Linked DNA regions of Homo sapiens: region 2 is linked to region 1. Evidence: chromatin loops called from intact Hi-C (ENCODE). Cell type or tissue: dorsolateral prefrontal cortex. All regions are shown on one strand. Each heading gives the region's core, and the rest is flanking DNA. Links, peaks and the distances in the headings are about the cores only. Region 1 holds the start of ATP6V1G1 (ATPase H+ transporting V1 subunit G1). Region 2 has its middle 11 kb from the start of WHRN.

Region 1 (17,171 bases), core at 1-2,500:
ACATCATGCTGCTTCTGAGGGACCACAACGATTCAGTATAGCTGGAGGAAAGCACCAGGCCTGACCCACAAGAGCCTCCCCAACTTCATTAAGGAATTTGAGCTTTCTTCTGCAGGAACTAAACGTCTGACTACAAAGGCGGTAGGGAAATCATATCTGCACTTATTTATTTATTTTGTTCCTTACCAGCAGGAAGTCACATATTTGCATTTTAGAAGGATGACTGATTGCAGAGAGGAGAATGGATTGACTGGAGGGGACCAGAACGGGTTCTTCCACTCCCCAGTCTAGATTAAACTCACCTGTTAAATTCTTTAGCAACCTTACATTTCTCCACTCCAGCCCTCATCTCTCCTGCAATTAATTAACTGACCCAATACCTGCTTCCTTCACTGCGACACTGAATGCCACGTTAGGGGAGACAACTGATGCACTGGGCACTGCGCTTGCCACATATTAGACAGAAACACACACACACACACACACACACACACACTGCGCTTGCCACATGTTAGAAACACACACACACTGCGCTTGCCACATATCAGAAACACACACACGCACACACGCCAACGATTTAGACAACTACAGTACCTTTAGAGAAACTGGTGTCCTGGACTAAGACGCTGGTAGTAGACATGGGGGAAAAAGTGAAAGATACGCAAGCCTTGGCGACTGACTAAATGAGGGAGGGAGAAGAGGCAAGCAGGACTCCAGGTTTCTAGACCAAGCAACTGTGTGGATGCTGGCTCCCTTCACCGAGACTGACCACCCCAGAGCGGTTAAGTGGGAGAGAAGAAGAACAAAGAGCTCCGTTTGGAGAGCCCATTTCACATGCCTCCAGGCCCCAAGGACGGTAACCCATTATTGTTTCCACGCCCAATTTACCATCTCACATCGTGGCTTCCAGGCGATCCGCAAGCCTTCCAGAGCCTCAGCTCCTCAAAGCTTCGAAACACACAACCTTCCGCGACTATACGCACGCCCGCACCCCGCAGTTTTTCGGGCCTAATCTACCCACCACCTGAGGCCCAGCGGTCTTTCTTCGACTCGCGCCACGCCGGGCAGCCCCACCCTGAAACTCACTTTTGCGGGCCTCGGACACCTTCTCGGCTGCCCGCTTCTCGGCCTGCAGCAGCTGCTGAATCCCCTGAGACTGACTAGCCATGGCGGCAGCGATTCTGAGAGCAAGGCAAGCGGCCTAAGGCACCTCGAAGGCCCCTTGGGTCAGCTGACACAGCCGCCCACAATCTGCGCTTGCTCCTTGCGCCTGCGCTTCGCCCCCGTTGTCACGTGACCGCACAGCGTAGCATCAGCTGACCGCTCTTGAACTTCTGTGATTCGGCAGAAATGGGGCGGGGCGGGGCTGAGGAGAAAGGAGCGGAGCTCCTCGACTGCGCCTGTGCAGTCTACTGCGCAGTACTGCCCTCTACTCCTCTGTCCGCTCCCTGGCCTCTTTTAATGGCTACCCTGTCGCTGGTTCACTCTGTAGCCGCCCTGCCACGTATAGTGTCTGTTTGCAGTATGCTCAACGTCAAGAGAGGAGGGGCCAAGTCAAATCACTTTCCTCCTACTCTCCACACTGCTCTACTCACTCCCTTTCTGGGACTTTCTTTGGCACTCAAAATTTTATCGGGGTAGTTCAGGAAGATTCTTGCCAGTTCCGGGGATAGAGTCTTGGGTTGCCAGTTAGGAGACTCGGGATCAAGTCTGCCGCTAACCTGTGTGATTTTGGACAGGTCGCTATCCTTTTCTGAACCCGAGTTCAGGAATGGACTGGACTGTTTCCCATAAATATTTGATGAAAGCCTGCTGTGATCCTAGTCCACTGTTGATATTGAGGACATAGCAGAGAGCAGGGCAAACAAGGTCCCGGCGGAGCTCACAGTTTATGGACACAGACAGATTAATTAAAATAAATAGACAATTACAAACTGTGATAAAGTCATGAAGGAAAAATGCAGGGTGCCGTAAGAAGGAACCTTTAGTAAGGGGAGAGGAATATGGAGGTGTCTCTGAATGCTGTACCAAGGAAGTGGTGTTTAAGATCTGAAGGCCAGGCGCAGTGGCTCACGAGCCTGTAATCCCAGCACTTTGAGAGGCCGAGGCGGGTGGATCACTTCAGGTGAGGAGTTCGAGACCAGCCTGGCCGACGTGGTGAAACCCCGTCTTTACTAAAAATACAAAAATTAGCCGGGCGTGGTGGCGCGCGCCTGTAATCGCAGCTACTCAGTAGGCTGAGGCACGAGAATCGCTTGAACCCGGGAGGCGGAGGCTGCAGTGAGCCGAGATCGTGACGCTGCACTGCAGCCAGGGCGACAGAGCAAGACTGTCTCAAAAAAATTAAAATTAAAAAATTAAAATAGGCCAATCGCGGTGGCTCACGCCTATAATCCCAGCACTTTGGGAGGCTGAGGCCGGCGGATCACGAGATCAGGAATTTGAGACCAGCCTGACCAATGTGGTGAAACCTGGTCTCTACTAAAAATACAAAAATCCGGGCATGGTGGCGCGCGCCTGTAATCCCAGCTACTCAGGAGGCTGAGGTAGGAGAATCGCCTGAACCTGGGAGCTGAGGTTGCAGTGAGCCGAGATCGTGTCACTACACTCCAGCCTGGGTGACAGAGCAGACTCCATCTCAAAAATAAATAAGTAAATAAATAATAAAAATTCTCAAAAAATAAAATAAGATCTGAAGAATAAGAAGTTACCCAGGAAAGGATAGTGGGGGATGGAGGCGGTGGGAGATGATTAGGGGAAAAGGACCAGCGTGTGCGGAGTTGGGGAGGGGGTCAACTTGGCACGGAGACATCTCCCCATCCACCGTGAATAGGGAAATAGGAAGCCATGGTTTGAGTTTACAGTATGACGGGCCCTTGTCATCGCTTCACTCACTCCTCACATTAACTTTGATACTGTTACTAATTCCATTTTATATTGACCAAACTGAAGCTCAGAGAGTCGCAAAGTCTCTGAGCCAAAAGTCATGCCCCTATTAACACACAGACAGGGTATTTGAATCCAGTCAGGGCTGCAGAGTAAAACCTCTGAGCTACTGCTTTTCTGCCGGAATCCTCTGGGCTGAGGAAAGGACCAGGTGACCTCTTAGAGTCCACTGAGTGCTGAGAACATAAAATAATGCCAGAATTTTTCTTGATACAAAGATTCTTCACTCCAGGAGCTGGATTCATGGCTCAGGACATTTTCATTTGATTGACGTGGTGGGGTTGGAAAGAACAGAATTTCTATCCTTTTCTGATGTGAGAAACAGGACTGGAAAGAGTTTTGAAGATAAAACAGAATAGAGCACATGGGCCCACATGTCTCCTGCCTGAGTTACTATATTCCTTAAAGGATAAATTACACTAATCCTTGCCTCTTTTACACATAAGATAACATCTGACAGAGTTAGTGATTATACTTCTGCAAATGTACCTTATTTCTTTTTCTTTTTTCTTTTTTTTTTTTTCTTTAGATATTCTGTAGCCCAGGCTGGAGTGCAGTGGCGCGATTTCGGCTCACTGCAACCTCCGCCTCCCGGGTTCAAGCGATTCTCCTGCCTCAGCCTCTCGAGTACCTGGGATTACAGGTGCCTACCACTGTGCCTGGCTAATTTTTTTTGTAGTTTTAGTAGAGATGGGGTTTCCCCATCTTGGCCAAGCTGGTCTTAAACTCCTGACCTCGTGATCCACCAGCTTCGGCCTTCCAAAGTGCTGGGATTACAGGTGTGAGCCACCCCGACCAGCCAGTTAAAGTACATTTTAATAAAGAAATAAAGGCTGGGCGTGGTGGCTCACACCTGTAATCCTAGCACTTTGGGAGGCTGAGGCGGGTGGATCACAAGGTAAGGAGTTCCAGACCAGCCTGGCCAACATGGTGAAACCCCATCTCTACTAGCAATACAAAAATTAGCTGGGCATGGTGGCACATGCCTGTAGACCCAGCTACTCGGGAGGCTGAAGCAGAAGGATCCCTTGATGCCAGGAATTAGAGGCTGTAGTGCACTATGATTGCCCCTGTAAATGGCCACTGCACTCCAGCATGGGCAATGCAGGGAGGCCCCATCTGTATAAACAAAAGGAGAACAAAAGAAAGAAACCACAGTTCACTCAGTCAATCAATGGAAGACAGCAATACACACTTCTAGAGGTGGCATGAAGATTAAAAGAGATGATGGTACCCCAAAACTGGAAACAACCCAAATGTCCATCTACTGATGAGTAGATAAAATGTAGCATATTCATACAATAGAATAGTATTTGGTTATAAAAAGGAAATAAAGCTACAACGTGGATGAAACTTGGTAATATGCTAAATGAAAAAAGCCAGGCACAAAAGACTACATATTATACAGTTCCGTTTATAGGAACAATCCAGAATAGGCAAATAGACACAGAAAATAGATTAGTGGTTAACCAGGGGCTGAGGGGAGAGGAATGGGGGAGTGACTGCTAATTGGCATGGGTTTTCTTTTTCGGGTGATGGAAACATTCTGGAATTAGTGGTGACAGTTTCATACCCTTGTGAATATACAGTAAACAAAAACAAAAACAAACCCGGCCGGGCACGGTGGCTCACACCTGTAATCCCAGCACCTTGGGAGTCTGAGTCGGGTGGATCACCTGAGGTCGGGAGTTTGAGATCAGCCTGACCAACATGGAGAAACCCCATCTCTACTAAAAATACAAAATTAGGTGGGCATGGTGGTGCATACCTGTAATCCCAGCTACTTGGGAGGCTGAGGCAAGAGAATGGCTTTAACCTGGGAGGCGGAGGTTGCAGTGAGCCGAGATCACACCATTGCACTCCAGCCTGGGCAACAAGAGCGAAACTCCTTCTCCAAAGAAAAAAAAAAAAAAAGCAACACTGAATTGCATACTTTAAAAGTACAGTATGTGAATTATACCTCTATAAAGGTGTTATTAGAGAGAGATGATGACAGATGTAAAGCCCTTGCAATTTCTAGTCTGCAGTAAGAGCCAGGAAATGGAAGCTGTTATTTTTATCTGGCTAGGGGGTGATTGTTTGAATTACAAATGTGGTGCTCCACTTAACAAAAGCCTTCACATTAGGGTTCCTCTAACAGTCCAGTCCCTCAAACCATCTAAATATCTACAAATTCCAGAATTCTTTTTGCTTGTAGCATTTCAAAAGTTTATTGTGTAAAGAGAAAAAAATCAGACAATCCCGCCTCTGAAATTTTTAGACTGGTTTGGATTTTCCGATGATCTGAGTGGGTGTTTGTTGTCAGAACTCATGTACCCTGGGGAGGTGTCCCACAATAACTAGGAAATAAAGGTGAAGCCATTGCCCTCTGAGAGAAAGTTTTGAGCCAGTAGGGTAGATTCAGACAGTCGTCTGAAGGAAACAGAGTGGATCTCAGGCCTTGCTGCCCTGACCAAGGAATGTATTAGCATATCAAAGAAAGGAGTGTTTCCATTCTGAGAAGTAGTTATTCAAACACAGGCTGGAAACAAGGAGAAGCAGCAAGGGTGTTCTTCACACACCCCAGCTCAGCTAGAACTAAGGTAGGTGGAGCCTCTCACTACCTTGGGTAAGAAAGCCAGGTGGCCCGAGTTCAAATCCCTAGCCCTGTAATTTAGCAAATGGAACCACTCTGTGGGTTCAACTCCTCGTATGTTAAAAATGAAGTTAGCCGGCCAAGGTGGGTGGATAGCTTGAGCCCAGAAGTTTAAGACCAGCCTGGGCAACATAGTGAGACCTCTTCTCTACAAAAAATTCAAAAAATTAGCCAGGCATGGTGGCACATGCCTGTGGTCCCAGGTACTCCAGAGGCTGAGGCAGAAGGATTGCTTGAGCCTAGGAGTTGAGGGCTGCAGTGAGCTGTGATCACGCCATTGTACTCTAGCCTGGGTGACAAAGTGAGACCCTGTCTCAAAAAAAAAAAAAATGAAGCTAATAATAGTATAATAATGTTATTGTGAGGATTAAATCAGTTAACACATGTAACTAGCTTACAATGTACTCACTGCTCACAAGAATTTAGATATCTGGACCCCATGTTGACACAAGAATAATACAGGGCAGTGGCAGGAGAATAGAAGATTCTAGGCAGGCTGGGGACGGTGGTTCATGCCTGTAATCCCAGCACTTTGGGAGGCCGAGGAGGGTGGATAAACTGAGGTCAGGTGTTCGAGGCCAGCCTGGCCAACATAGCGAAACCTCGTCTCTACTAAAAATACAAAAATTAGCTGGGCATGGTGGCATGTGCCCGTAATCCCAGCTACTAGTGGGGCGAGGCAAGAGAATCACTTGAATCTGGGAGACGGAGGTTGCAGTGAGCCGAGATCATGCCAGTGCACTCTAGCCTGGGCAAAAGAGTAAGACTCAGTCTCAAAAAAAAAAAAAAGGAAAATTCTAGGCAGCAGATTCATATGACTAATAAAAGGCAACTTTTGAAATGGATGCATAAGCTAGGGGTTGATAAAACCCTGAAAAATCAGAGTATAGGCCAAGCTGGCTAAGTTCGACTGGACCCAATCTGGGGCTGAATTTGACCTAGGTTTCTCCTAGGACCTCATTATACGCTCATTAACATACCAAATCATACACCCACCAGCACCTGGACAGTCCCAGGAACACCCATATTTGGTGTAAAAATGGGCGGCAACAAGGCTGGGCGCGGTGGCTCATGCCTGTAATCCCAGCACTTTGGGAGGCCGAGGTGGGGGGATCACAAGGTCAGGAGATCGAGACCATCCTGTGAATGGTGAAACCCCGTCTCTACTAAAAATACAAAACATTAGCCGGGCGTGGTGGCAGGCGCCTGTAGTCCCAGCTACTCGGGAGGCTGAGGCAGGAGAATGGCGTGAACCCGGGAGGCGGAGCTTGCAGTGAGACGAGATCGCGCCACTACACTCCAGCCTGGGTGACAGAGCGAGACTCCGTCTCAAAAAAAAAAAAAAAAAAAATGGGCAGCAACAGTTCTGAGAAATCTTCACCTTTTTCCAGGAACCTTCATGAATATTCTGCCCCTTGGCTAAGGAAACCCATAAAGATAGAAACCCCAAACCCGATGGCATAGCTCTCTGTCTTGAGAACACCTGCACCTCCCTTTCTTGAGTGTGTACTCTGCACTTTGCAATAAATCTCAGTACTTTCACTATTTTTCTGCTAGTCCTTGAATTCCTTCTCATGACAGTGACAAAACCTGGACACCAGCAGGGGTCGAGTTCCCACTGGCTTTTGGGGACTTCACCACAGAAGATAAGAAATGACCTAGTGTATCTGGTCAATGAAAGGTCACCTTAGACAAGGGGACTCCTTCCAGAGACTCTGCAGTGCCACTGCAAATGGTGGGATAGGCTGTTTACTGCATAAGGAGGCAAGACTGGGCTAAATTCCAGCCCATACCCGGACCATTTGACCCAGAAGGAGCATCTTTTTAATTTTATTTTTTAAATTAATTTATTTATTTTTTAATTTTTAAGACAGAGTCTTGCTCTGTCACCCAGGCTGGAGTGCTGTGGCGTGATCTCTGCTCACTGCAACCTCCACCTCACAGATTCAAGCAATTCTCATGCCTTAGCCTCCCAAGTAGCTGGGATTACAAGTGTAAACCATCACATCTGGCTAATTTTTGTATTTTTAGTAGAGACGGGTTTTGCCATGTTGGCCAGGCTGGTCTTGAACTCCTGGGCTCAAGCGATCCTCTCGCCTCGGCCTCCCAAAGAGCTGGGATTGCAGTGGTGAGCCACCATGACTGGCTCGTCTATAATTTTTACTTAACAGTAATTATCTTCCATATAAATCAAGGGAGAGGAAGGGTTAGCTATGCATTAATTCTCAACATCCATTAATTCTCAACATCCTGTCCACCTAAAGAAAGAAACTAAGGCAAAATTAATACAGAGAATTTATTTGGGCAGAGTTTGAGGACTCCAGCCCAGGACACACTTCCAAGTTGACTGGGAGAGTGCTTTGTTTGGCCTTTGTTATTAAACAGGGTTTTAAAAGCAAGAAGTGGGCTGATGCAAAGTTGTTTGACAGGAATTCTCACTGGTTTACAGAGATGACATTGGTTAGCAACTGGCTATGTTAGTAGCGGTGAATCAGTGAATCTGTAGGGTTCTGCAGCAACCTCAATTCTTGCCTCATCAGAAGAAAGAATTTGACCCAGGGGCATAAGGCAAAGTGAGAGACTGAGGCAAGTTTTAGAGCAGGAGTGAAAGTTTATTAAAAAGCTTTAGAGTGGGAATGAAAGGAAGGAAAGTCCACTTGGAAGAGGGCCAAGTGGGTGACTTGAGAGATCAAATGTGTAGTTTGACCTTTGACTTGAGGTTTTATATGTTGGCATTTTTCTGGGGTCTTGCATTACTTCTCTCCTGATTCTTCTTCCCTTGGAGTGGGCTGTCCGCATGTACAGTGGCCTGCCAGCATTTCAGAGGGGCTGCGTGCGCAGCGTGTTTACGGGAGTTATATGCATGCTCACTTGAGGCATTCTTCCCTTAGTCAAATACTCTTAGAAGGTCATATACCAGTTAAACTCTGCCATTTTGCCTCTTAGTGTGAATGTCTGAGCCCACTCACCCAACTTGGAAGGCTGTTCATCACTAGTATCTGGTTTTTCTAACTACTGGGAGACTGCCTTTCCCTGGCACTAGGTGTGACAAGTGGCGTGATCTTGGCTCACTGCAGCTTTGACCACCTGGGCTTAAGCCATCTTCCCACCTTAACTTCCTGATTAGCTGGAACTACAGGTGTGCACCACCACACCCAGCTAATTTTTGTATTTTTTGTAGAGACGTACTTTTGTCATATTGCCCAGGCTGGTCTCAAACTCCTGGACACAAGGGATCTACCTGCCTTGGCCTCCCAAAGTGCTGGGATACAGGCATGAGCCACCATGCCCAACCAAGTGATTGGTTAACATCAGTTTACCTCAGTTTACTTTTTTGTTAAGGATTAAAGCAGAGAGAACTTCATTATCATGCCAATTGAAACTGGCCTGTTCAGGAAGTTAGGCTGTTATCTCTCTCTTGATTTATGGGAAGGTCAGATAACAAATTAGTTTTGGTTTGGTGGCATGGAAACCTCAGCCTGAGTGATTCCATTTTGATTTTTAGTCTGGTCTGCTGGGGCCTAGTACAGAAGCTTAGACCAAAAGAATGGCTATGTATATATATAGTTTACCATATGATCGAGCCACTGCAGTCTAGTCTTCTCATGTGTGCCTGACTAGCTACTATAACAGCTAGACATCGTTGAGCTATAGGGTATGGGATATGGCATCCAGCATATGGCATTTGGTGACTACTTGGCATCAGTTGATCTAGAGACTATGTAGCAAGTGGCTTCAAGAGGTAATTGTGGCTGGGTGTGGTGGCTCACACTTGCAATCCCAGCACTTTGGGAGGACGAGGCAAGAGGATCGCTTGAGCTCAGGAATTTGAGACCAGCCTGGCCAACATGGCAAAACACATCTCTACTAAAAATACAAAAATTAGCCAGGTGTGGTGGTGCACACCTGCAATCCCAGCTACTTGGGAGGCTGAGGCACGAGAATCACTTCAATCTGGGAGGCGGAGGTTGCGGTGAGCGGAAATAATGCCACTGTGCCCCAGCCTGGGTGACAGAGCAAGATTCTGTCTCAAAAATTTTTTAAAATTAAAAAATTAAAATGGATCACGAGGTCAGGAGATCGAGACCATCCTAGCTAACACAGTGAAATCCCATCTCTACTAAAAATAGAAAAAATTAGCCAGACGTGGTGGCGGGCACCTGTAGTCCCAGCTACTCGGGAGGCTGAGGCAGGAGAATGGCGTGAACCTGGTAGGCGGAGCTTGCAGTGAGCCGAGATCGCGCCACTGGCCTCCAGCCTGGGCGACAGAGCAAGACTCCGTCTCAAAAAAAAAAAAATTTAAAAAGATGCACCTTCTGGGCCAAATGGTCACAGTATGGGCTGGATTTTAGCCCAGTCTTGCCTCCAGTCTTGCACTCTAGCCTGAGCAACAGAGCAAAACTCTGTCTCTCTAAAAAAATAAAATAAAAAGTAGAAGTCTAAAAATTGTTTTTAAATTAAAAAAAAAACAGGAAAAGGAAATTTAAAAAACAATCACTTATTTCTCTATAGTTCTGTTTCCTTGTGCCTGCCTTGCAGAGGAGAACTTTGAAATGACCAATCCGCCAGGCGCGGTGGCTCACACCTGTAATCCCAGCACTTTGGAAGTCCGAGGTGGGTGGATCACGAGGTCAGGAGACTCTGCTCGGCTCATTGGAACACTTATTCTATTTTATGGAATGAAGTGTTTAATTTATTTAGGATATTTAAAGATATTTAAATTTAAGATATTTAAACTCTTAGGTTGGGTGCAGTGACTCATGCCTGTAAACCCAGCACTTTGGGAGGCCAAAGCAGGCGGATCACCTGAGGTCAGGCATTTGAGACCAGCCTGGCCAACATGGCAAAACCCCATCTCTACTGAAAATATAAAAAAATTAGCCGGGCATGGTGGTGTGCGCCTGTAATCCTAGCTACTCAGGAGGCTGAGGCAAGAGAATCACTTGAACCCGGGAGGCGGAGGTTACAGTGAGCTGAGATGGTGCCACTGCACTCCAGCCTGGGTGACAGAGCAGGACTCTGTCTCAAAAAAAAAAAAATTATTACAGATATTGTTTAATATTATATTTATATTATGTAAATAATATATTTAACATTTAAACACAATATATGTATATAATAATATTTATTATATTTCAAGCGCTCGATAGCTACATATATATACATATATGCATACAATAGAACATTCTGCTAAGTGAAATGAGCCAGTCACAAAAGGACAAATACTGTATTAATCCATTTATAAGAGGTTCCTAGCATTGTCAAACTTATAGAGACAGAAAGTAGAATGGTGGTTGCCAGGAGCAAGGCGGGTGATGGGGGAGTAGGGAAGAAAGGAATCAGGGGTTGTTTAATATGTAGACAGTTTCTGTTCTGTAAGATGAAAATGTTCTGGAGTTTAATCCCACAACTATATGAATGCAGTTAATGTTACTGAACTGTACACTTAAAAATGGTCAGGATGATAACTTTTATATTATATTTTACTACAATTAAAAATAAAACATTGTTAAAACAAAAAAAATCTATTTTACTTTTTCTCTTTACTTTTAAAAATGTGCCCAACAGGAAAATTTATTACTACTCATGTGGTATGCATTATATTTCTGTTGATGCTACTCTAGAAAACAGAATTTTGATATCCAAGGGTTTTTTAACAAAGTAACTTGATCATGAGAAATAAAAATAAAATCCTAAACCTCCCAGCCAACTGAATGGGCCCCCTCTTGGCCAACCGGATCCCAGAAAATCTTTAAATGCTGAGCTCCCAGTCATGTTGGGACAGGAGGTCAGACACACCTCAGGAGGCCCCTTCCTTACTAACCTCAGCCAGAATTCTTTCCTAAGGAATAAGCAGAGAGCAGCTCTAGAAAACAAGAAACAGATGAGGCGTGGTGGCTCACACCTGTAATCTCAGCACTTTGGGAGGCTTAGCTGGGAGGATTGCTTGAGCTCAGGAGTTCATGACCAGCCTGGGCAACATAGTGAGATCCTGTCTCTACAGAAAAATTTTAAAAATAACATTAATACAGAAAAAAAGGAAACAAGAAACAAAGAATTCATTCCTTTATCACCTCTAGTCAATCACCTGAGGCCGTGACCAGACTCCCCGTCTCTTTTGCAGTTTCCACACAGCAACTGACCAGCACTCCTTCCTGTTAAGAGGTCACCAACCATAGAGCAGTTCTGGGCAGGGTATAGAGGCTGCAGTGAGGGACAGTGAGCTCTGTGTCCTCTGCTTCACCTTTTGACATCAGAGGGCTGAAAACACCTCCCTCAGATCATGCTAATGTCGCAGTTTTTGGAACATGCAACCCATGAAGAGGCATGAAGTTCAATTGTACATGTGCATGTTTCTTGTTTCATAAATATTCATGAGTCCTTCTATAGCTTACTGCGTATGTATACTCAGCCAACCAGCTCAGCATAAATTTCTGTTTTACACTTCCCATTCTTTTTTTTTTTGAAGACAGAGTCACGGTCTGTCACCAGGCTGGCATGCAATGGTATGATCTCAGCTCACTGCAACCTCTGCCTCCTGGATTCAAGCGATTCTCCTGCCTCAGCCTCTTGAGTAGCTGGGACTACAGGCATGCACCACTATGCCCAGCTAATTTTTGTATTTTTTAATAGAGACAGCGTTTCACCATGTTGGCCAGGAGGGTCTCGATCTCTTGACCCCGTGATCCACCCGCCTCAGCCTCCCAAAGTGCTGGGATTACAGGCGTGAGCCACTGCACCGGCCTCTACACTTCCCATTCTTGAAGCTCCTGTTCCCCATCTTCTGTCACAGGCTATGCTTCCCAACCTGTCAGAATGGCCACCTTGTGGATCACCTGAGGTTAGGAGTTCGAGACCAGCCTGGCCAACATGGTGAAACTTCGTCTCTACTAAAAATACAAAAATTAGCCAGGCGTGGTGGCGGGTGCCTGTAATCCCAGCTACTGGGGAGGCTGAGGCAGGAGAATCGCTTGAACCTGGGAGGCACAGGTTGCAGTGAGCTGAGATCGCCCCATTGCCCCACTGCACTCCAGCCTGGGCAACAAGCACGAAACTCCGTCACAAAAAGAAAAAAAAAGAATGGCCCAACTTGCAGGCTGCAACCCTTTATGAGAAATAGAACCCTGCCTTCGAAATTTGTGACCCTCATCACTCTTCAGGTGACAATATAGACTGAAGAATGAGGAAGAGGTAACTAACCAAGCTTGAGGTGTCCACATTGGGGTAGGGTTTGAGGTTAGGAGGGTTGGAGAGCTTTTGAGGCAGAAAGAACAACTTGAGTAAAAGCCCTGAGGCAAAAGAGAGAATGGAGTGTTCCAGAAAGAGCAGTGAAGCTGGAGTGCACAGACAGAGGGGAAGAAGGCCCTGAGGTGAGGCCGGAGAAGTAGGCAGGGGCCAGCTCAGTGGGGCCTGGAGGCCTTGCTAAGGACTTTGGCCTTTATCTCAAAGCAATGGGGGCCAGGTGCAGTGGCTCACACTGCTAATCACAACACTTTGGGAGGCTGAGGTGGGCAGATACCTGAAGTCAGGAGGTGAGACCAGCCTGGCCAATATGATGAAATATGTCTCTACTAAAAATACAAAAATTAGCTGGGTATGGTGGCAGGCGCCTGTAATCCCAGCTGCTTAGGAAGCCAAGGCAGGAGAATTGCTTGAACCCGAGAGGTGGAGGTTGCAGTGAGCCAAGATAGTGCCACGCACTCCAGACTGGGCAACAGAGTGAGGCTCCATCATAAACAAATAAATAAATAAAGTAAATAAATCAAGCAAGCAAGCAAGCAATGGGAGGGCAGCAGGAGAATGGCAGGAATGCCTTTTAAGAGATTGCTCTTTCTGGCATCTCCGATGCAGGGAGCCAGAGCCTATGTGTGTGTGCCCCTTTTTGTTTAATTTTCACACTTTTTTCATGAGATTAACAACGTTGAACTTTACCTAAGCCCTATGCTCCTGGAAAACGGCAAGAGTTAAGACATCTCCCAACCTTTTGTTTTTCACACTCCCCTCATCCTTTTGTGTTCCTGGAAATTGCTTACCTGTAAGAACCACTGGCTCCTCCCATTAATTAATTAATTAATTATTTCTTTTTCTTCTATGTTTGTTTTTTGTTTTTGTTTTTGTTTTGAGACAGGGTCTCACTTTGTTGCCCAGGCTGGAGTGCAGTGGTGCATTCATAGCTCACTGTAGGCTCTACCTCCCAGGATCAAGTAATCCTCCCACCTCTGCCCCCAAGTAGCTGGGACACCTGGCTAACTTTTTAATTTTTTGTAGAGATGGAGGTCTCTCTTTTTTTTTTTTTTTTTTTTTGAGATGGAGTTTCACTCTTGTCACCCAGCCTGGAGTGCAGTGGAGCGATCTCGGCTGGCTGCAACCTGCAACCTCTGCTTCCTGGGTTGAAGCGATTCTCCTGCCTCAGCCTTCTGAATAGCTGGGATTACAGGTGTGTGCCACCATGCCCAGCTAATTTTTGTATTTTTAGTAGAGATGTGGTTTCACCATGCTGGCCAAGCTGGTCTCAAACTCCTGACCTCAGGTGATTTGCCCACCTTGGAACTACCAAAGTGCTGGGATTACAGGTGTGAGCCACTGCTCCAGGCTCCACTAATTTAGATAAGACTCCCTTCTATAGGATTCACAGATGACTTCCAGGTATTTGTGACAAGGTCAAATGCAGACCCTTCAACTTCGAGTTCCTTTTTTCATGAGCAATTAAGATTAGAATTGCCTGTCCCCCTGAAACTAGAGACAAAAGTAAACATTTTCTGTTCAGCTGGTAGAGACTTCCCCTGATTGCAAAACCATTCTAACTGTTCCTTATGCAACTGTGACTTGCCCATTCCTAACTATAAAGGTCTAAGGCAAAGCTACTTTGCCAGAATACTTTGATCTTCACATCTAGATGGCTCTCCCTATTGCAATAGCCTTAATAAAATCTTATCCTTAATTTTCCTATGCATTTTGTCTCTTTTTTTTTTTTTTGAGGCAGTCTCTCTCTGTCACCCAGGCTGGAGTGCAGTGGAGCAATCTTGGCTCGCTGCAACCTCTGCTTCCCAGGTTCAAACAATTCTCCTGCCTCAGCCTCCCGAGTAGCTGGGATTGCAAGTGCCCGCCACCATGCCCACCTAATTTTTATATTTTTAGTAGAGACGGGGTTTCACCATGTTGATCAGGCTGGTCTCGATCTCTTGACTTCGTGATTTGCCCACCTCGGCCTCCCAAAGTGCTGGGGTTACAGGCATGAGCCACCGCATCTGGCCCTCATAAGTCTATTTTTAAAAATTTATCCTTTACTTGGTCACTTCCCCCCTTCAAATATCACAGGTTTTCTTTTAATTTTTTTCTCAAAGTATAAACAGTATGAAATATAAACAAGCTTTTGCATTGCACATGTAGAGGTGTGTGCAATTCAAGCATCATGGAACTATCTACACACCAAAAAAAAAAAAAACCCATCAAATCTTAAACAATTCCTTAAAAATATCAAGGCTCAGAAAGAACTAAAACCCACTTTTTTTTTGTTACACATAAAATTCAAATATTCTGTCTGAAGAAATACACTTAATCATTTTCGCTGTCTTCTACATCTGCATGGTGGTATACTTACAAAAATACGCCTGTATGATCATGTTTAATCTTACTGTTTCCAGCCAGTTTTTTTTGTTTGTTTTTTTTCTTGAGACGGAGTCTCACTCATTGCCCAGGCTGGAGTGCAGTGGCATGATCTCGGCTCACCGCAACCTCTGTCTCCCAGGTTCAAGCAATTCTCCTGCCTCAGCCTCCAGAGTAGCTGGGATTACAGGTGTGCGCCATCACGCCTGGCTAATTTTTGTATTTTTAGTAGAGATGAGGTTTCGCCATGTTGGCCAGGTCTCGAACTCCTGACCTCAGGTGATACACCTGCCTCAGCCTCCCAAAGTGCTGGGATTACAGGCCTGAGCCACTGCACCCAGCCTCCAGCCAGGTATAAAACCTCAAAACCAGCCATCCAGAAAAAACAGGTAATCAGAAAGCTGATCTCTTCCCCACCTCTCTAACCCCAATAACTATGAGGTCAGTTTTATGACAGGACTCCAAACACTGGATTGTGATGAGAAATGCTAGGTCCAGTTTCTTCATAATCCTTTTTGGCATGGCGTACTCATAGACGCCAGCATGTATCCTCCAAATCAGACTGTATTGCTACATGTGTTGTGTAGTGATTTGTGTATCAATAGGTTTTGGCCTCAATCTACTGCTACTCAATTCCTCACTTAATTCCTGGCATCTTAGAGTTCAAATCTCTCATAAGCAATATTCAAAGTACCTGAACATAGTTGAACCACCAGAGAGGACAATATTCTTGCAGGGAAGATGTCTGACATTCACAGGACAATCCTGAATTACTTCATCTACAACTTCCGGGGTAGGTTGTGTGAAGTCTGGATTAGCAAACTCTGGATTTAAAAAAAAAAAAAAAGATCTCAGGTCCCAAGAATCTCTCATACTAAACATCAATGAAAAGGTCCTTGTTTGAAATGGCATCAGGCCGGGCACGGAGGCTCACTCCTGTAATCCCAGCACTTTGGGAGGCCGAGGCAGATCACGAGGTCAGGAGTTCAAGACCAGCCTGGCCAATATGGTGAAACCCCATCTCTACTAAAAATATAAAAATTAGCCAGGCATGGTGGTGCACACCTGTAGTCCCAGCTACTCGGGAGGCTGAGGCTAAAGAATCAATCGCTTGAACCCAGGAGGCAGAGGTTGCAGTGAGCCGAGATCACGCCACTGCACTCCAGCCTGGGTGACAGAGCAAGACTCCATCTCAAAAAAAAAATAATAATAATAAATAATAAATAAAAAACAAAAGGTTCAGAGAGCTTCCAAGTTGGTGAAGTTGGTGAAACGTTGTAGCCACGTTGGACAGAGGAGTGAGTAACTTGGGAACTCACTACTTTCAACTGATATCTGAAGTAGGGGACAGTCTGCTGGGACTGAGACCTTAACCTGTGGTTAAGGTCTGACTCTAGGTGGATAGCGTCATAACTGTATTGTAAGACACCCAGATGGTGGCCAGAGAGCTGTTAAATTGTTTAAAGTGAAGGAAAACCCCACACACATTTGGTGTCAGAAGTAAAAAATGATGTGAGCAGAGTTTTTTTTCTTCTTTTACTATAAGAAGTGTGAAAGTTAGGTCGGGCACGGTGGCTCACACCTCTAATCCCAGCACTTTTGGAGGCTGAGGCGGGCAGATCGCCTGAGATCGGGAGTTTGACCAGCCTGGCCAGCATAGCGAAACCTCGATTCTACTAAAAATACAAAATTTAGCCGGGTGTGGTGGCAGGCGCTTGTAATCCCAGCTACTTGGGAAGCTGAGGCAGGAGAATCGCTTGAACCTGGGGGGCAGAGGTTGCAGTGAGCCAAGATCGTGCTATTGCACTCCAGCCTGGGCAACGGAGCGAGACTCCATCTCAAAACAAAAAGAAGTGTGAAAGTTTTCAGAATCCAAATGGAGTTACTTGTGTCAAACCCAAACATATGGCTGGGGAAGGCCATGAAGGGAGAGTTCTCATCACGCATGTATGCAGCTTTGAATGTGGCCCAACACAAATTCGTG
Region 2 (16,014 bases), core at 11,001-13,500, 76 kb after region 1:
ACAGTCTGGTGGGACCACATGGTTTGGACCCTCTGTCTGCAAATAACTGTGTCTCCCTGGGTGTAGCCCTGAGGAAGGGAGAAGTTCACCCTAATGCTCAAATCACTGGCCTCAACTGCCTTGCTACTATAAGTTGCCTAAGGCTGCTGCGTTGAAGAGAATCCACAGCATATGAAAAATGAAAGCACTGTTTCAGAATAATTGGTTTTGTACAGTCAGTTGCTGCAGACATCCGTGGATTTGCGTGTGCTGTAAAGGCGAAGAGATTTGTTCTGACTTATTTTACAGCATTTGGATTTGTGGTTAGTGCAATCCCAGCTGCAGGGGAAACATTTGGCTCTTGTCACTGCCATGCCTCACATAGAATTACAGTGAGAGGTCAGGGTACTCAGAGGCATCCCTATGGTGGAACCATGGTGCCAACATTGGGGTTTGGGTCTTGGAGAAAGTCCCAGTGACAACATGCTTTCACCGTTGTAGCAGGTTGAATAGGGACCTAGGACTTACATGCATTCAACCTTGTAGCAGGTTGAATAGGGACCCCCAGAATTTGTGTTCACCTGGAACCTCAGAAGATGGCCTTATTTGGAAATATAGTCTTCGCAGATATAATTAGCTTAAGACCTAGAGATGAAATCACCCTGGATTTAGAGTGGGTCATAAATCCAATCACTGGTGTCCTCATAAGAAGAGGACAGGACACACACAGAGACATAGAGAAGATGACCATGTAAACATTGATGCAGAGATGAGAGGGATGCAACTACAAGCCAAGAGAAGCCAAAGATTTCCAGGAGCCACCAGCTAGGAAGATGTAAGGAACGATTCTTCCCTGGAGCCTTCAGAGGAAGCATTGTCTTGCTGACACCTTGATTTTGGACTTCCAGCCTTCAGAAGTGTGAAAGAATAAATCTCTGCTGTGTTAAGTGGCTGAGTTTGTGGTAATTTGTTGCAGCAGTCCTAGGAAATTAACACAACCCTGAGCCTCTTCAAAGGATTAAAGGAATGGCATTCAAGTGAAGTTACAAACCAGGGACCAGGCAAGTTACAGCCATGGACTTGGAAGTTGAGAAATTGCAAAAAAGTGGCAAATGACTAGCAACCCCCGATGTGGTCCCTCCCAGCTTTTCACTAAATCCTTATGACTAGGCAGAAAAAAAGAGAAAAAGAAAATTCTCGTTAATGTAGGAAACTAAGATGGGCCCTCAAGTTAACTCCAGAACCTAACAGAGACTGAGTGTAATTCAAGGCTGCTGATACAGGTGGTTGGAAAACAAACAAACAAACAAACAAAGAAACCCTACCCAGGCTTATGTGCAAGGCATACTCTCCTTTTGGTTCAGGTTCAAGAGAGAAGAACTTTTCAAACTTGAATGTGCACAAATCACCTGTGGACTTTGTTCAAATGCAGGTTCTGATTCAGCAGATCTGGGGTGGGGTTGAGAATCTGCATTTCTCAAGAGATTCCAGGTAAGGCGGCTGCTATTGGACCATATTTTGAGTGACAAAACCTTAGAGTACTTTTGACCAGGCACTGGCCAAAGGAGGAAGCTCCAACTACAGCTGACCAGATAGATGTTCACCAGGTGAAAGCCTGTTTGAATCTGGGGGCCGAATTGAAATCTTGGTAGACCGTTCTGTATTTACCATTCGTAATATTAGAGGCCCCTTTATGGAGGAGGATAATACTCTCCTGCCTAATGACAACAGGGCTTAGCCTCCTAACTTATTCTGGCCAAGGGGATGTGGATGGTGTCACTTCTGATGACACTTGCTGAATAGTGCCTGGTTCATCACACTCCCCTTCCCTCCACCATATAGCTAGTTCTGTCCACTCTTCTATATTCTACTCTGCCATGCTGAGGCTCTTTTGTCTGATGTTCCTTTTGGTTTTGCCATCAGTGAGCATGGGGAGAGGCTGCAAGCAAAGGAGAGGGGAGAAGGGTCTTGTTCACTCCTGTTTGCCTGCCGATCCTGTCAGTGTCTCCATAGCAACAGCCCTTGCTCCTGGCACTAGTAGTTGGTTCCAGTTCCCAGCCCTCCCAAAGCCAGCCTTATTGCACCTCCTGTGAGACCAGTTGAGCAGCTCCACCTCTTCAGAGATCTGGGTACCAGCTCTGTGTGGCCAGCCCTGCCTCTAAGTCGCTAGGTTCTGATAATCCCAATTTATTCCCTTCATTCCCCCAAATCTAGGGGTGGCCTTTGCTTAGGATTGGTCTTTCCTTCCTGCAGTTAACTCTTAGTGTTCCCTCACTGTTCTCTGTTGACTTTTCATTCCTCTAGTGCTCATGAAAACAATTTCCTATATTAAATTCTCTCTGTTAAAGTCACAGTATAGTTTCTGTTTTCCTGATGCTAATGTCCCAGATGGGAGCTCCAATAGGAGCCTGGGTCTTGGAGTAATGGTGCAGGGCAGGGTCTTAGCCAACCTGCAGTGAACATGTGGTCTGAGTGAGAAATAAATATTTGTGCTGTGACTCACCAAGATTTCTGGGGTCATTTTTTTAATGTGGCATAATCTAGCCTATTTTGATTAATACAGAAGTCACAAATGTCACATTCCCCAGCTGGGGCCATAAGAAGAGGATTCTCTCCCCATGCCAGTAGGCAGAGAGCAGCACCCAAGGCAAGCTATACTCTGACAATTTAAAAATACTCCAAAGTCTGGACACATTTTGCTGTGTTTGAGATTGAGTAAAAGAGGAAAAGAGCCTAGGGTTTAGTTGTGAATATTTTTATTTTGTAAAGAGTTCTTAAAAGTAAATAAAGACAAAGATTATTGTAGAAAAATGAACAAAGGTATATATGGAAAAATGCTTAATCTTTTCAGGAATCAAAAAACATTTTTTTAAAGAGTCAAGGTCTCGCTACGTTACCAGGCTGGCCTCAAAGTCCTGGGCTCAAATGATCCTCCCACCTCAGCCTCCTGAGTAGCTGGGACAGAAAACAAATGTTAAAGTCATGCATTACCAATATTATGGATTGAATTGCGTCTTCCTCTGCCAAAAAAAGAGAAAAAGGTATGTTGACATCCGAACCCCCAGTATCTTATTAGAATGTAACCTTATTTGGAAATATGGAAATAAGGTCATTGCAGATGCAGTTAGTTAAGATGAGGTCCTACTGGAGTAGAACTGGCCCCTAATCCAACAAAATGGGTTTCGTGTTTTTTATTTTTTGTTGATTTTTGTTTTTTTGTTTTTGAGAAGGAGTTTCACTCTCATCACCCAGGCTGGAGGGCAGTGGCTTGATCTTGGCTCACTGCAACCTCTGCCTCCCGGGTTCAAGCGATTCTCCTGCCTCAGCCTCCCAAGTAGCTGGGATTATAGGTATGTGCCACCACACCCAGCTAATTTTTGTATTTTTAGTAGAGACAGAGTTTCTCCATGTACGCCAGGCTGGGCTTGAACTCCTGACCTTGGGTGATCTGCCTGCCTCTGCCTCCCGAAGTGCTGGGATTACAGGCATGAGCCACCGTGCCTGGCCAATGGGTGTCTAATAAGAAGCTGGCCATGTGAAGACAGAGACACTCAGGGAGAAAGCCGAATGTCAATGAAGGCAGAGATTGGAGCAATGCAGCTGCAAGCCAAGGCACACGAAAGATTGCCAGCAAGCCACCAGAAGCTAGGAAGACACCTGAAGCCAGAAGGACACCAAGAATGATTTCCCTGCAGGTTTCAGAGGCAGGATGGCCCTGCTGATACCTTGAGTTTAGAATTCTAGCCTCCAGAACTGTGAATACATTTTCTGTTCTTTTCAGCACACAGTTTGTGATACTTTGTTACAGTAGCCCAAGGAAACACATACAACCAATTTTTTTGCTTTTCAAATTGGAAAAGAATAAAAAGAATAAGTTCCCCAGGGCTTAGCAGAATGTTCACAAGGAGTGGGTAATAGGCATTCTTACATACTCCTGATGGGAGACGCTACCTATGAAGTCTTTTTGATAGGTGCTGGCAAAAAGTATCAATAATAGCCTCTAGAAAAGAATATACTTTTGGCCAGCTACTATGTCTCTATGAATTTATCTGAAGAGTTAAGAAGACAAAAGATTGTTTATTATAGCTATGCTGACAATAAGAGAAAGTTAAAATATTGAAGTGTCTGATAACAGAGGATTGCTTAAAGAAATCATGGTAAATTCTAAATGGTCATTAAGAATGACGTAGATTTATTTGCATTGCCATAGAAAAAGACTGACCACATATTGTTGGTATGATAGAGAAATTCAAATTATATATAATATCTATATAATGATGATTCCATTTTTGTAGGGAAAGATGTATATATTTACATACCTACGTATATTAAAAAAAAAAAGTCCCCAGGGTTTGATAAAGTACTTAGCAATTGGTAGACACCCAATAAACCTTTACTGAATGTATATAGGAAAAATGAATTTTTCTTTATACTCACAGTTAACACTTCTGTGGCCCCAGATATGTGAGTTTTTTTCCCACACAGACGGATTCTCCAACACCAGCTGGGTGTCGTACGATACAATTAAATTCTGACACTATCTACCTGGAGTTAACACAAGCCCCACAAGTTAAGGGTGCAGTCTTACAAGACTGCCACCCACTTCAGACACCAATCACAAGTCCACGCCATCACCTGCGCTTCTGACCAACCAGCTGTATATCGGAGGTTCCTACAACCTCCTTCTTAGTTTTGATCTTTGCCAGGGCAGCTCACAGAACTCAGGGAAACATGTATTTATGCTTACCAGTTTATTATACTGGATGGTACAAAGGATATAGACAAATAGTGGAGGAAGAGGTACGCAAGTCAAGGTATGTGGGAAAGGGGTGCAGAGCTTCCACGTCTTCTGTGGGCTTGACACCCTTTGAGAACCTTCCTGTGTTCAGCAACCTAGAAGCTTTCTGGACCCCATAGTTCAGGGATTTTTTGGAGTTTTATCACATGGTAGATTATTAATTCAGTCTCCAGCTCCTCTTCCCTTCCTGGGGGATACGGGTAGGCAGTGTGAGGCTGAAAGTTCTGAGCTTCTAATCACGGTTTCATGTTTCTGGCGACCACCTCCATTCAGGAACCCACTAAGAGCTGCCTCATTAGAACAAAATATGCTTCTATCATCCAGGAAATTCCAAGGGATTAGCAGCTCTGTGTCAGGAATTGGGGTCAAAGACCAAAAAATATATTTCTTATTATAAATCACAATATCACACTGAATAAATGAATGGATAATTACATAAATAAAAGCTATACACCCAAAACGTTTGCATTTATTTTCTATAGTGGGGGGAATTAGGGGTGATCTTTTTCCAAAAAATGTGTTTTTATTCTTTTTGCATCTATTTACATCTATTTTCAAATTTTTGTACAATAAGCACACATTACTTCTATAATAAGAAGAAAAAAAGAAACTTGGAATTCTGTCAAATTCTGCCATCAACTTATTTTCTAACCTAGGACACCACAACCACCCTATCTTGCCTCAGAGTCCCCAGCAAGAAATGGAGAGTTGGTTGGATGACCCCCAGGAACCCCCCTCCCTTGGCTGGGTGGAGGAGAGGGCGGAGCTAAGGAAGGCTCTACAGTAGAGGGAACAGGAATGAAATGGAACTGGGAACAGAAAGATTCCCCATGAGCCAGCGAAAGTGTGCAGGCGAGGGAGCTGCAGTTCCTCAATCTTGTCAGGGCCTCAGAGTCCAAAGGGTGGAATAGACAGAGCTGCCCCAAAACTGTGAGTTTTCTGGGCCTGAAGCCACATCGCATCTGAATGCTGGTTGGTAGAAAGCTGACAAAGAAATGAAACCATCAATAACAACAAGGAAGAAACTGAAAGTAACACAAGCAGATGTTAGATTGAAAGGCCTCAAAAGGTTGACTCTTGAAGGCTATAAACTCTAAGACTTATTGCAGCCTTTTTGGAAAACAGTCTAGCAGTTCTTCAAATGGTTAACCATAGAGGTGTCTATGGTTATCAATGGTTAAACAGCTCAGCAGTTCTAATCCTAGGTATATAACTAAGAGGAATGAAAACATTTGTCTGCACAAGAACATATACATAAATATTCATAGCAGCATTATTCATAGTAGCCAAAAGGTGGAAACAACCCAAATGTCCATCAACTGATGAATAAACAAAATGTGGCAAAGACATATGATGGAATATTATTCAGCCATGAAAAAGAAACAAGTTCTGATACATACTACAACATGCATGAATCTTGAAGACATTATGCTAAGTGAAAGAGGCCAGTCACAGCCAGATGTAGTGGCTCATACCTGTAATCCCAGCACTTTGGGAGGCCAAGACAGGAGGATTGCTTGAGCCCAGGAATTCAAGACCAGTCGGGGCAATATAGCAAGACCTTGGCTCTACTAAGAGTAAAAAAATTAGTTGAATGTGGTGGTGCACACATGTAGCCCCAGCCACTCAAGGAGCTGAGGCGGGAGGACTGCCTGAGCCCAGAAGGTAGAGACTACAGTGAGCTAGTGAGCCATAATGGTGCCACTGTGCTCCAGCCTGGGTGACAGAGCAAGACCCTGTCTCAAAAAAAAAAAAAAAAAAAAAAAAGGAAAAGACCAGGCTCGGTGACTCACACCTGTAATCCCAGCACTTTGGGATCACTTGAGGTCAGGAGTTCTAGACCAGCCTGGCTAACATGGTGAAAAGCCATCTCTAATAAAAAAATTCAAAAATTAGCAGATGTGGTGGCAGGGGCCTGTAATCCTACCTACATGGGAGGCTGAGGCAGGAGAGTGGCTTGAATCTGAGAGGCAGAGTTTACAGTGAGCTGAGATTATGCCACTGCACTCCAGCCTGGGCTACAAAGCAAGACTCCATCTCAAAACAAACAAACAGAAACAGAAACAAAAACAAAACAAAACAAAACAAAAAAAACAAGCCAGTCACAAAAGGCTACATATTGAATCACTCCATTTGTATGAAATGTCCAGAATAAGCAAATCTCTAGACACAGTAAGTAAGTGGCATTTTAGGGCTGGGGGTTGATTATGGGGGATGATGGCTAGAGGGTATGGGGCTTCTTTTGGGGGTGATGAAAATGTTCTAGAATTGATTGCACAACTGGGAATATATCAAAAACCATATAACTATACACTTTAAGTGAGTAAATTGTATGGTACTTGAACAATACTCCAATAAAACTGTTACAAGGAAAAGAAAAGCAATTGAAGGCTGCGTTTTTCTAATTCATGTTATCAGTTCATCCTGCAGAAAGTGTGATTTCAGCTCCCATTTATTCGAGGCATCTCCTATCTCCCAGGCAAAGGTGTTAATTGTGACATCAATTGGATGACAAGGGATGTGTAGACCAATTGCTCCCGTAGCCCCAGCCAATTGCCAGCGAACTGACAGGCAAGTGAGTAAGGGCTTCCTAGATCATTCAGCTACCAGCTGAGCCTCCAACTGACCGCAGACCCATGAAAAAGCTCAGCTGACTCACAGAAGTGTGAGCTAAACCGGTGATGGTTAGACAGTGCATTTTGGGATGGTTTGTTACATAGCAGAAACCAACGGACACATGTCTGGTACAAATGTGTAAGAGTTTCCTCCAGGAAATATACCAAGATACGGAGCCACCAGGTCTAGAGTTGGCATTTTTTCAAGCCTACTAGATGCTGCCAAGCAGCTCTCCACAGTGGTCCTGCCAATTTATACTCCCACCAGCCCTGTAAGCACATTCCTTTTGCACCACAACCTTGCCAATACTTGGTAATGTCAGTTATTTTGATTTTGCCAATCTGGTATGTGCGAAATGGTATCTCAATGTTGTTTTAACTTGCAACTCTCTGATCACAAGTGAGGCTGAATATCATTTCTGAGGTTTACTGGTTGAATGAGGTTTCTGAAAAAAAAAAAAAAAAAAAAAAAAAAGAAGACCTTGGTCAGATCTGTGTTTCTGTGTTTCTCTCCCTTCTTGAACTGGCACACTCCCAGACACAAATTAGTCTTCACTTCCGGAGTCCCCTTCCCAACTATTTTACCTGCCTTCTCCTTAAGACTCAGTGCAGGCATTCACTCCTCCAGGAAGCTTTCCTGACTTCCAACCTCCACATTGGGTCAGGTGCTCCCTCTGTGCCCCATCTACCTTCCTCTATTGGAGCACCCACCTCATTGTATTGCAGTTGTCTAACTCTTCCTCTAGAGCAGGGATATTCAATAAAAGTTTGTTGTATGACTGGATGAAACCCAAGCTTTGCCTTTTAAAAGCTTAGCCTCCCAGCCTCAGTTTCCTCATCTGTTGAATGGGGATGATACAGGAATTCTTGGAGAATTGACATGAGTCTTAAATGAAGAAAGGAACATAATGTATCTGATAAAGTAAGCTCTCAGTAAATTGAAGCAAGTATTATTTAGAATAAGGAGGTCTCAATGTTTTTGGTCATGGACCACAGAATTTAGAAAAATGAAACATTGATACGCACACAAGCACAGATACGGTGCACAATTTCTGAGACGTCACAGGTGCTCTGAAGTCATGATCCCCACATTAAGAACCTGTAATCTATAGATATTTATAAATGTCAATTATTTTTACCTTTATGCCCACCATTAGCACCTAATAAATGTTCAGTAAGACAGTGCTGATGAATGAGTTAATTTTGTAAATGGATCAGCAGCCACCCCTGCCCCATGAAATTCCTCAGCCAGTGAGGCTCTTAGCCCATGGTCAGGCTTTCGTTGTCCATCACCTAAAAGGAAAGAGGACTCCCAGACAGTGGAGTGACCTTGGCTTTTTCTGACAAGCAAAAACAATGGCACAAAGCCTTTGCCACATGACCAGCAAAAGCTTCCACAGTCTCCCTGGGCCGGCCACCCTTCCTAACCTCCTCACAGTCCAGTAAAAAATCCTCATTTTCTCCAACTCCAAAATCAGATTCTGAAAGGCAACTGCAAACTCCTTCTTGCTACAGTGCCTTTTAATTAGACAACAAAAAGCCCTGGAGATCATACTGCTCCCTTGTAACGGTGTGTTCCAGAAAATTACTGCCATTGGATTAAATTAAAGAAAGGTTATTCAAGTGACTCGTTAGGCACATTCCAACAGTGTTAGGATAGCACCAGGGCTGTTGTTGCTGTTTTTGTTTTTTTGTTTTTTGTCATGCACAGAGCAAGGAACAAATGCACGTCCTTATGGAAGGTTTTTCATGACACAAACTAGTTCTCATAGAATAGTTAGGATAGGAGAGCCTGAGAAGTCGTGCCTGGAATTGGGACATAAAGATTTTCACCAATTGGAGCTGGAGGAGGAAGCATCTAACATTAGTTGGGAATATACATACTATTATGGGCTGAATTATGTCCTCCCTTACCTCATATTCATATGTGGAAGTCCTAATCCTGAGGACCTCAGAATGTAACTATATTTGGAGATAAGGCCTTTAAAGAGGTAGTTATGATGTTTTAGGGTGAGCCTTAATCCAATATGACTTATAAGAAGAGAAAATTTGGACACAGACATGGGCACATAAACAGGCAAAAGACCATGTGAAGACACAGGGAGAAGGCTGTCTACAAACCAAGGAGAGAGGGCTCAGAAGAAACCAACCCTGTTGACACCTTGATCTTGGACTTCAAGATTCTAGATTTGTGAGAAAATAAATGTCTGTTGTTTAAGTCACCCAGTCCATGGTATTTTGTTACGGCAGCCTGATATGGTTTGGATCTGTGTCCCCACCCAAACTTCATGTTCAATTGGAATCCCCAATGTTAGAGGTGGGGCCTGGTGGGAGGTGATTGGATCATCCGGGTGGATCCTTCGCAGATGGTTTAGTACTATCTCTTTGGTGCTGTTCTGGTGATAGAGTTCTCATGAGATCTGGGTGTTAAAAAGTGTGTAGCACTGGCCAGGTGCGGTGGCTCATGCCTGTAATCCCAGCACTTTGGGAGGCCAAGGCGGGCAGATTGCCTGAGCTCAGAAGTTCATGACCAGCCTGGACAACACGGTGAAACCCTGTCTCTACTGAAATACAAAAAAAATTAGCCGGGCATGGCGGCGTGTGCCTGTAGTCCCAGCTACTCACGAAGCTGAGGCAGGAGAATTGCTTGAACCCAGGAGAAGGAGGTTGCAGTGAGCCAAGATCACGCCACTGCACTCCAGCCTGGGCAACAGAGTGAGACTCCATCTCAAAAAAAAAAAAAAAATGTGTAGCAACTTCCCCCTCTCTCTCCCTCCTGCTCCAGCCATGTAAGATGTGCCTGCTGCCCCTTTGCTGTCCACCATGATTGTAAATTTCCCAAGGCCTCCCCAGAAGCAGAAGCCAGTATGCTTCTTGGGCAGCCTGTAAAACCATGAGCCAATTAAATCGCTTTTCTTTATAAATCACCCAGTCTCAGGTATTTCTTTATAGCAGTGCAAGAACAGACTAATACACAGCCCTAGCAAACTAACACACACACTGTATGCCAAATGAGTGCTTGGCATATATAACTGCATTTCCTCTTCACTGCATCCTCTGTTACCTTCATTGAATGACTGAGGAAACAGAACCAGAGGGGTCAGTCATTCAAGGTCTTTCAAGCTGGCAAGTGGCAGAACCAGGATTTAAACCCCCGGCAGTGTGACTCTGATGCCTGCCACATCTGCCAAACTGCATCAAACTGCAGTGAGGAGAAAAGGCAGTCATTGGCCTATATGGATTTTGACAGCCCCTTCCTACATAAACAGTCTGTGGTTTGGTACGCTGTGGTGGCTCAGACATATTTTTAGCAAGCTCTGATGTCTATCATGCTGTTGAAGAAGTGCTACTGTCACTGTGGATCTTTATGGAGTCCAAGTGCATCTATAAATCTTTCAGGGCTGTTAGAGAAGGTGCCTGATACTCCTCCAGGAAAAATCAGAACCTGCACCTGCCAGTTGATGGTTCTCCGTTGCTCTTAGAATAAGGTCAAAATTGCTTAGCCCAGCATTCCATGTCTGTCATAATCCACTTCCTCTACAGCCAAATCTCCGGCCATTTACTTGCTATGTTCAGTTATGCCGGACTTCCTTCGTTTCCTGAACATACTGCATTCTTTCTTGCTTCTGTGTCATCACTCACGCTGTTCCTCTGCCTAGAGTGTCCTTCCCACTTTGCCCACCTGGTGACCCTTTACTCACTCAGGTGTCATCCTTCAAGTGTTCCCTCTTTCAGAAAGTCTTTTTGACCTCTCCTGGAAGAATCTGTTGCTTCTTCCTCTGGTCACTTGTTATACTTTGACATTTTCTGTGTGATGGACACACCCTAAGGGGACCCCCCCCGCCCAGTGAGTCACACGCATGTGTATTCTCCTCCCATTCAGTGTAGACAGACAGGCTTCTAACCCATAGAATATAGTAAAGGTGATGGGATGGCCCTCCCTTGCTTAGGTTACTTTATGCATCTTTGCCACATAAAGTAGACTGAGTAGAGTTCAGCTCTTTCAGCCCACACGCAGTGCCTGGCACATAGTAGGCACTTGATATACTGTTGAATGAAAAAGGTGAATAGATCTTTAAGGTTCCACCTGGCTTTGAAAAAAAGACTATACTTTTAGGATGTTGAAACATCATTTACTGTGACCTTCATAGAAGGTCAATGAGAACAATGGGATGTTGTTCGTATGATTACAATATGTTGTACAAGGCATTATCTTAGCAGATAGAGAGACCCCCTTGTGGTTTTCGAGGTGTCAACTAACGTGGGTGGACCACATGGTGAAACGTGAGTAACTTCTTGAAATAGAGAGAGGCTTCCAGCCAACCGCCAGGAAAAAGGTGGGCCCTCAGTCATACTGTCACAGAGATGGACTCTGCCATTGATTGCATGCGTGGAAGTGGATCCTCCCCATGTGAAGATTTCAAATGAGAACAGAGCCCTGCCAACACCTTGATTGCAGCCCTGCAAGATCCTGAGCAGAGGAAACAGCTAACGATTGCCCTGACTCCTAACTCATGGAAACCAGGATGTAATAAATGCATATTGTTTAGGCAATCAAGTGAGTAACAATTTGTTACATAGCAACAGGTTACTAATACACTTTATTACAGCACACAGCCAGTATTATTCTTTATATGTTACTACCAATTAGATGAGAGCCATAAGAACAATGACTAGAGTTCAGTTTTTCAGCCCACACACAGTGCCTGGCACACAGTAGGCACTTGATAAACTGTTTGTCGAATGAAAAAGATGAATAGATCTTTAAGGTTCCACATGGCTTTGAAAAAAAGACTATAATTTTAGGATGTTGAAACGTCATTTACTGTGACCTTCATAGAAGGTCAATGAGAATATCATATTTCCAAAGAATGAAGAAGAATGCAGACAGAAAGCATTCTTCCGTAACAGTTATAGATTCTTTGACACAATTTGCCAAGTAGTTGGGCGTGCCGGGCCCTGTAAATGTAATAAAAATGTGTGTCGAGTGTCTTTGAAGATGGTCAAAGTCAAAAGCAAAAATCACCAACTGGCTGAAAGGCAGCTAGGACCATTAGCTGCTATTTGAAACCCAGAGACAAAGAGACATTAAGAGCCACAAACCAGTCAAAGGAAGAGTCATCAGTCAGCTGTGGAGCCAGGGACAGAATTCTCAATTTGTCTCAGCCCAGAACTCCCAGAAAACGTTTCATACCCCCCACCTCCTGTCCTCCTCTTCTTCCTTTCCCCTACCTCTTCCTCTGCTATAGAAACAAAAACATAATCCTTAGAGCAAGAGAGGCCTGCAGACCACCACCTCCAATCCCCTCATTGTACAAATGGGAAGGCTGAAGCTGGAGAGAATGAACTTGACCAACACTATACAGAGGGTCCGAGAACAGCATTACATTTTCATAATGCCCTGAAGGCTAAAGTTAAAAACAAAACAAAGAAAAAAGCTTCCTTAAGGATCAGTGAGAAAATGAGGCAATTCCATGGAAAGTGAGACATCTCACTATTAAAAAAATGTTTGATGGGAGCTATATAGAAAGGCAAAGCAAAGGAGCGATTTTCTCAAAGTACCATACTTCTTATAACCAGCCCAGAGCTGCCCCTTGTTCCATGTTCCCACCTTTTCCAAGTTTCCATTAAGCACTTCCTAGCCACTGTGCAATGTGCTTTACGTGTGTTCTCTTCATTAACCTTCCATCCACCCCCTTTAAGCTCTTTTTTTTGTGGGGAGATGGAGTAGTCTCACTCTGTCGCCAGGCTGGAGTGCAGTGGCGTGATCTCCGCTCACTACAACCTCTGACTTCCTGGTTCAAGTGATTCTCCTGCCTCGGCCTCCTGAGTAGCTGGGATTACAGGCACGTGCCACTATACCCGGCTAATTTTTGTATTTTTAGTAGAGACGAGGTTTCTCCATGTTGGTCAGGCTGGTCTCGAACTCCCAATCTCAGGTGATCCACCCGCCTTGGCTTCCCGAAGTGCTGGGATTACGGGCGTGAGCCAGCACACCCGGCCAAGCTCTTTTTTTTTTTTAATAGATGAAAAAACTGAGGCTCAGGGAGATTATTCGATTCCTCCAAGGTTAATAAGCAGGGATTATTTAACCAAGTCCATCTGCAGTACTGACCATAGTGCTCTGATGCTGAAATGGGTTGGAGGCTGAGGCTCAGATAAGAGGATGCCAGCTGGGAAGCCTTGCCTGGGACCCTTACCTCACACCTCACAGGGCTTGCATCCAGTCACCCATCATCACATTTGATGCACACAATGAGACAGCTCCTGACCATCAGCTCCAGGAGGGCAGGGACCATGGCGGTCTTGCTCCTGCTGAATCCCCAGAATGTAGTCTGGCAGAGCAGAGGGACCTAAGTACCATCTGAATGAATGAAAGGAATGAATGCATGAATGGATGCCCCAGTGAACCATGCTGATGTGTACATGGCAAGGATGATTTTGCTAGGGGCTTCTCTAATCAGAACAGAGCTGGTGTTGGAGTGAGTGTCCCAGTGTAACCAATACCTAATCCCCTGATTTAAGACGCTCTTAACAGACTTCGTAGCAATTGGATTACAGCACGACATGCCTGATAAGGTCGCTTCCACTGCTCTGCCTCTTTCCAGCCCACAAATCAGCTCCCTGCAACTTATTTTTGCTATCATAATAGTCTGCTATTTCCCCCAAAGCTGTATAAGAGAAATTGGCATCAGTTCCACCTGTCTTACTATAAGATGTAGTGAGAGCAGACTTTGGAGAAACAACTCATAGCTTGGACACTTAGTTTCCTCATCTGTACAGTGGTGGTAATAATAGTATTCTTTTCACAGGATTCTGGGGATTAAGAGAAACAATGCCTATAAAGTGCTTAGCCCTCTGCAATCACTCAACACATTTTCCTGGAGGAAAAGGCCTGGGACAGGCACCACTGGCTACCGGCAGGGCTATGGGCAAGACAGCAACCTTCTCTGGCCCCTGAGCGTCCCATATGTAATACAAGAATGGGAGAGGGAGGAGTCTAAGGAACCATTCAGCAAATACTTGCTGAGGATCTACTGTGGGCTCATCCTTGGGCTGAACACTGGGCACAGAGAGATAAAGGAGCTGTGGCTTCGCCCTTGAGGTGCTCTTGTGTGGTAAGAGCTTTGAGAAGTGTGTCAAGCATTGTAGGAGCACCTGGTATGTGCAAGTCATATTGAAAAACACTTTCCATATAAGAGCAAAATCAATATTTGCAATAACACTGATGACAGCACAACTGTCCTTGTTTTAGAGGTAAGGGAATTCAGGTACAAAAAAGCCCTCCGTGATTTGCCCAAGGTCACAAAGGTTGTGAATAGCAGAGATGGGATTTGAACCTGGAGATCAACTCTGTGCTCTAACTCCCTTTCTTGCACAAACATAATACGATTCTCCATAATGATGAGACAGACTCAGGAGATTACACTTAGGCCAAGATAAATACCGGTATCTCTCCTCTTTTCCCGATATTTTTGTGCTTTCTCTTTTTCTCGCCTTTCTTTTATCTCCCTGCACTTCCATCAATATTGTCTGCATTATCTACTACTCATAGAGGCGACTGCTTCTCTTTTCGTTGCTGATATCATTCCCACTGACATTGCAAGGAAGAGGAAGGTTGTGGTCCTGGAGCAGAAGTGATAACTCCAGTTGCTAACATCCTTTCTCCAGGGATCCCAGAGCTGGAAAAGGTTCCTTATGACACCCGGCATTAGACAACCTTGAGCCTCTTCTTCCTCCTGCTATCAGGCTAAGAACCCTGAGGCATCCCCAGATCCTCTCCATCTCTCCCAGTGACATCTTCTTGACTAAACCCCTGTTCATTCCTTCCACCACAAAATGTCAGCTTATGAAACAGGAATCGTTCATATGTAGCTTGTTTTTAACCTTTGATATTCCCAGCCAAATTTTCTAGAGAAAGAGTGACCCTCATACCATTCCCATCCATGGGAAAATGTGGTCCTCATACCAGCCCCAGCAGAGATACTGAGACAGTTCAGCATTTCTGAGCCAAACATTGGGGGGATCGCACAGCACAGGGGTTCAAAGTAGGAGCTCTGCGGCCAGACTGTTTGGGTTCAAATCCCAACTCTTCCATTCACTACTTCTGTAAATTTGGGTATGGTTACTTCCCTATGTCTCAATGTCCTGTCTGTTTCACCAGGAGCATGATGATGATGGTGGTGATGATGATGGTATCTCCCTTACAGAGTAGTGGGAGGACACAATGAGTTAAAATACAAGCGTCTAAAACAGTTTGACACTCAATAAACATTAGCTTTATTTTTCTGTATGTCCCATGGCAAAGGCACCTCAAATTCATCTCCATTGCTTTTAAAGGTACATTCCAGCAGATAAAGGGAAAGGAGAGACACTTCCAATGACTATGAAATATTTATTAGCAAAAGACTTTTTAAGATTGACATAACAAAGAGGGAAAATAACTCTATGTTACTCCATGAGTTGCAACATGTTTTCATTTGCTGCACAGAACATGAAACATACAGGTTGCAGTTGTCTTCTGGGGAGGCAGGATGTTGGGGAGGCAGGACGTTTGGGAGCCTTATTTTACAAATGAAAGGTGAAGCCACTTGCTGTGGGGTCACACAACTAGTTAAAGGG

What was found. Peaks named below come from ENCODE experiments on the same cell type or tissue, not always from the same donor. Only the 100,000 strongest peaks of a DNase experiment are listed, where the experiment ranks them.
Region 2: it touches region 1 in a loop (4-fold over the local background); 36 of 110 quality-filtered maps call a loop at or near these places.

Annotation. Positions count from the first base shown.
Region 1 is chr9:114,571,836-114,589,006 of GRCh38, reverse strand. It overlaps ATP6V1G1 (ATPase H+ transporting V1 subunit G1), which reads right to left and starts at 1,238. Exons shown (of 3, transcript NM_004888.4): 1 at 1,087-1,238. The coding sequence starts at 1,168. RefSeq lists enhancers at 803-1,312, 1,423-1,502, 1,141-1,959, 1,960-2,779, 5,291-5,795. In dorsolateral prefrontal cortex, for the core only: CTCF peaks have their summits at 1,192 and 1,395; DNase peaks (open chromatin) are centred at 1,286 and 2,181; H3K4me3 peaks cover 2,074 bases; H3K27ac peaks cover 2,036 bases.
Region 2 is chr9:114,508,483-114,524,496 of GRCh38, reverse strand. No RefSeq gene overlaps it. Among named protein-coding and RNA genes, the nearest start is that of WHRN, 11 kb to the right of the region's middle. RefSeq lists an enhancer at 5,733-5,902 and a silencer at 10,415-10,616. In dorsolateral prefrontal cortex, for the core only: no CTCF peak of the experiment used is centred there; no DNase peak of the experiment used is centred there; H3K27ac peaks cover 372 bases.